Linked DNA regions of Mus musculus: region 1 is linked to region 2. Evidence: chromatin loops called from intact Hi-C (ENCODE). Cell type or tissue: left cerebral cortex. All regions are shown on one strand.

What was found. Hi-C counts contacts between places; a loop is a spot of excess contacts. Peaks named below come from ENCODE experiments on the same cell type or tissue, not always from the same donor. Only the 100,000 strongest peaks of a DNase experiment are listed, where the experiment ranks them.
Region 1: it touches region 2 in a loop (10-fold over the local background); 6 of 42 quality-filtered maps call a loop at or near these places.

The regions. Positions count from the first base shown.
Region 1 is chr19:4,696,166-4,698,665 of GRCm38, forward strand. Gm960 (predicted gene 960) reads right to left here. Exons shown (of 15, transcript NM_001033447.3): 1 at 2,012-2,500. Among named protein-coding and RNA genes, the nearest start is that of Gm960, 1.3 kb to the right of the region's middle. In left cerebral cortex, no CTCF peak of the experiment used is centred here; DNase peaks (open chromatin) are centred at 1,187 and 2,258; H3K4me3 peaks cover 1,002 bases; H3K27ac peaks cover 1,819 bases.
Region 2 is chr19:4,645,471-4,647,970 of GRCm38, forward strand. Gm960 (predicted gene 960) reads right to left here. Exons shown (of 15, transcript NM_001033447.3): 11 at 130-251. Among named protein-coding and RNA genes, the nearest start is that of Rce1, 21 kb to the left of the region's middle. In left cerebral cortex, no CTCF peak of the experiment used is centred here; DNase peaks (open chromatin) are centred at 1,020 and 1,801; H3K4me3 peaks cover 219 bases; H3K27ac peaks cover 1,955 bases.

The DNA of each region.
Region 1 (2,500 bases), 51 kb after region 2:
AAACATAATCTTTAAAATCATGGTCCTAAGCAAATTTGTATGATACAGTTAAAACTCTATTATAAAATACTGTAGTTCTGCTTATGAGATGACAGATTTACATTTGCTCAGATCATGGCATCTAAACACAAAAAATATGCAAGTAGACAGTATAATTCAATATTATGCACACCAAGACAGGAAATTAAGAAAATAAGTTGCTGCTAGGCAGTGGTGGTGCACGCCTTTGATCCCAGCACTTGGGAGGCAGAGGCAGATGGATTTCTGAGTTCAAGGCCAGCCTGGTCTACAGAGAGAGTTCCAGGACAGCCAGGGCTATACAGAGAAACCCTGTCTTGAAAAACAAAAAACAAAACAAAACAAAAAAAAGTTGCTGGGTAAGTTCACCTAGAAACAAAAATTTTTTTAAAAATGAACTGCAATTTGTTTTTTTATTTTCTTGCCCAAATAAAAGCCAACTATGGAAAAGAGTGGTATCTAGTTTTGAATTATCTTTTTCATTCAGTAAATCAACATTTTTGAACGTCAAAATAAGATAAATACTTAGCTATGTTATTTGTGAATGTTGGAAAGGGACTGTAAGTTAAGAGTACTTGGCTGTTCTTGCAGAAGACCAGAGTTCAGTTCCAGCACCCACAGGGCACCTCACAACTTGGTCTCACAATGTGAGACCAAGCTGGCCTCAAACTCACAGATCCATCTTGCCACTGCCTCCTAAATGCTGGGATTAAAGGCATAAGTTACCTTAATGGCCTAAAAGTCTTATTGTTATGTGTATGAGTGTTTTGTCAGTATATACATACATTGACCACATGTTTGCTGCTCATGGAGGTCAGATGGAGCGAACTGCCACCAGGGTGCTGGGATTCAAACTTTAGAAGGCCCCAAATCAACAAATCTCTTAGCCAACACCTTTTTTTTTTTTTTTTTTTTTTTTTTTTTTTTTTGGCAGGGAGCTCTGAGTAAACAAATTTGGTAACTAAGATTCCAATTCGTACCATAAATTATGAAGATGGTTTCTGGACACTTCTACAGCCTAACATCTTCCTTCACATTTTTCCTGTGCTCTCTCTGTTCAGATTTTTTCCAGTGCCTTTATGTGTAATGATAGCAGTTGGGAAAAGAATACTGACTAGTGGGTGAGTCAGAGCCCTGGGTTCCATCCCAGGTTCTGTCATCTTGTTAAATCTAATCCCCCAACTTCCTTTGACGATGACAAAGAAGACACCAAGGACCAGGAATATTCTAAGTTATCTCAGAACCTATAATTCTGTATTCATTTGTGCAGTGTTCTTTAGAAGGCCTGGAGTTAAGTGTCCCATTAGGTAATGGCTGCCAAGTTCAGCAATGGTGCGAACACATGTAGCTAGCTGGCCCAGGTATTCATTCAATGCCATCTTCCAGAACTAAACAGTTCCCCGTCCACATGTATAGAAATGTGTATGTATGTATGTATGTATGTATGTACGAGCCCTGGATTCAACCCTCCACACCTCACGGTGGCTGCCCCGAGAGCATATCACACCTTCTCCTACAGCTTGGTGTCCCCTTGCCTACCACCTGATTCCCTGATCCACCCTTCCATGATGGCACATTTCCTTCTCACCTTTCCAACTCCCCTCTCATCACTGGTGGATAGAAAACGCTAAAACTCCAGTTGGCCAACCTCCAAGCCCCCTCCAGAATCACCCCATATTTGGCATCACCATAGTTGGTGACCTTTCAGGTCTTCGGCTTTAGGTGGTGATGTTAGCGCACATACAGGCAAAGCCCGGAACACGGAACACATCGGTTCCTCAGAAAGGACCCACGAGGCTGATGGGTGGTCCTGCACCTCATACCTCAGGCCCTTCCCACAGTCCCAAAGAAAGAGGGATTTTAATTTTTTCTAGCCATTCACGGCATTTTCTTCTCCACCTCAGGAATTGCCAGATCCCTGCGCCCAAACTTGGAGGATCTCCTCACAATGCCCTCCTCTCAGAACTGTCTTTCTCTCCCTTCCCAGCATCACCTCACAGACAGCCAAAGCCGTCCTCTCCATTCTGTAAGGAGAGCGGCTGCAGCTCTGGGACTGCCAGTTGGTCACAGCCTCCTCCTCAGCTAGGGCTTCGACCCGGAGGGCGCCCACGCCGGGCAGTCCCTTCCCGCCTGACCGCGCGTCCGCCCCGCCCCCAGCCCTCGCGCCTGCGCACTGCGGGAGCTGCCCCAGGCGGCCCGCATCCGTAGGCGGGTGGGCGGGAGGACAGGTGGCGCATCTGCCAAGGTTGGAGGCGAGCCGGGAAGAGGCCGGGCGGCGACTGCTCCTGAGACTTTCCCACGGTCTCGCCAAGACACGGCCCTCGGCCCTTTTCAAAGCGCTCTGTCCGCCCTCGGCGTTTTCCAGGGCTGCTCCCTGGAAAGCCGCGGCTGCGTAGTGCAGGATTCCCAAGCTGGCTCTAGACCCCAGATGGCTTTGCCTTCTGTTCTGCGGGCGGTGCCTGGGACCAGGCTCCACTTCCCA
Region 2 (2,500 bases):
GCTTAGCTCCCTGCCCAGGTGCAGTGCTTGCTAGGACCTCAGCAGAGGCAGAACAGGAAGAGGTACCAAGGGAAAGGAGGGTCCAAGGCCCCTGGACTATCCACACCCAGGCTGTCAATCTCTTGTTACCTTGGCATCATGGTGGTACAGCTGCCAGACCTGATCCACAGCTGACTGGATGGACTGCTGTACCGTGCTGCGGCTCTCCGAGAGGATGGCGCTGAGATGGGCTGTGAGCAGAGTGTGGAGTCCTGAGAGGATAAGAATGTTAGACCCCTGAGTGAGGATGACTACTGCTCACACGAAGTGACAGGACTGGAGCTGCGGTAATGCCTCCTGGAGGCAGCCACTTCTATTACCTCTCCACAAATAATTACTTTTTAGAGACAGCCCCTCTCAATTCCCATTTGCAAAAGCAAGCTGAGGAAAATTTAAGTGAGTTACATTGCTTTTGAAGAAACAAATGCTAATTCACGCAATGAACAATAATAGTGGTGTCTGCCAAAGTGGCATCCTCTTCCAAAGGAGAAGGAAGCCTCTTAGGGGAGTCTAGCCCTCCTCTATTCCTCTTAGGAGAGTCTAACCCTCTTCTATTCCTCTTAGGAGAGTCTAACCCTCTTCTATTCCTCTTAGGGGAGTCTAACCCTCTTCTATTCCTCTTAGGAGAGTCTAACCCTCTTCTATTCCTCTTAGGAGAGTCTAACCCTCTTCTATTCCCTCTAGGACATCACTGATAAGGGAGCCCCTGTTGTCCGCAGTGTGTCATTTTTTACGTGCTGTAGTAAAGAAAAGGCTAAAACGTACAAACATTATTTAAAGTGGAGCTAAGGTCGGGGATGCCACTCAGCTGAGCACTTGCCTAGCATGTGTAAGCAGCCTTGGGTTTGATCGCCAGCATCACATAAACTGGGCATAGCACATGTCTGTGATCCAGTACTTAGGGGATGGAGGCAGGAGGATAAGTGGTCTAAGGCATCCTCGGCTAAGCAGTGCATTTGAGGCTGCCTGGAGGCATGTGAGTTCCTGCCTCAAAACAAACTAAAAATAAGCAAACTGGGGATGATCTCAGACGAGGCGACCATAGCCACCCCTGCTTAGCATTACTCAGAGGCCGACGCGGGGCTGGAGAAGTGGCTCAGTAGTTAGGGGCTCTTGATCTTGCAGAGGACCAGGTTTGATTCTCAGCACACACATGGAGACTCATAGCATCTATAACTCCAGTTCCAGTGACTCTGACTTGGGAATGCTAAGCACTCATGTGGTACATATACAGACACACAGGCAAAACATTCATTCACATACTCACATACACACACACACACACACACACACACACACACACACACACACACACACACATATTTTAAAATAAAAGTTAGAAGGATCAATTACTATCACAGGGCACCACAAAGCTCTCCGGGGAGAGAAGGTTATCTTCGATTTTATAAAGGAATGTGCAACTAGCAGTAAGAGAGCGCAGGTTAAAGGTTTGTCACCAGTCAGTGACAATGAGGTAACTTCATTCACTGCACTTCATGCAGAAAACAGCATTTCTTATCTGCTCTCTCAGATATGTTGTCTAGATAAACTGAGATCATGCAAAAGGAAGTATTTTGATACACACATGCAGTGTTCAAAGTGGGGGAAAGTACTGCTGTTGTCATAGTGACGGAACACGTAGATTCTATTTTATATATGCTGGCCTCAAGAGGAACCCAAGAAATGAGAAGTTTTTGAAAGCATACATTTAATTAAAAAAAAAATTATTCCTAAAACTGTTCCCACCACCAGATGCTTCTGACGCTGTAGCAGAATAAGGAGTTAATCATGGAAGCTCCGTGACAAGGTGGGCGGGGGCCAGCGACTGATTTTAAAGACACAGGAACTCAGACTAAGGCTGCACAATCTGCTTCTAAAGCAAGGAGCTCTGGAGAAGGTGTCCAGGGCAGTAAGGAAGGCGGGGGAAAGACAAAGCAGACTCGCTGCCCTCGCGGTGCAGCCTGCAGAGGCTGCCCTAGCCCTGGAGGGCTTCCAGTAGGCTGCTTTACTTACTATGCAGCAGGAGAGGAATTTTAATTACTATTTTTAAAGATAAAAAAGTTATTTATGTTTATCTGCATGTATGCATGTATGTATACATACACACCTCGAGGTGCTGCAGAGGCCCGAAGATGGCATCAGATCCTGGAACTTGAGACAGCAGCTGCTGTGAGCCATTTTACTTAGGTGCTGGGCCTGACTCTCTGCTCCTCTGCAGGACTCACCTTGCTCTTAACCACAGAGCTATCTCTTCAGCCTGGCAGTGATTTTTGTTTTGAAACAAGGTTTTTTTTAATATTTATTTATTTATTATATCTAAGTACACTGTAGCTATCTTCAGACACACCAGAAGAGGGCATCAGATCTCATTACAGATGGTTGTGAGCCACCATATGGTTGCTGGGATTTGAACTCAGGACCTCTGGAAGAGAAATCAGTGCTCTTAACCACTGAGCCACCT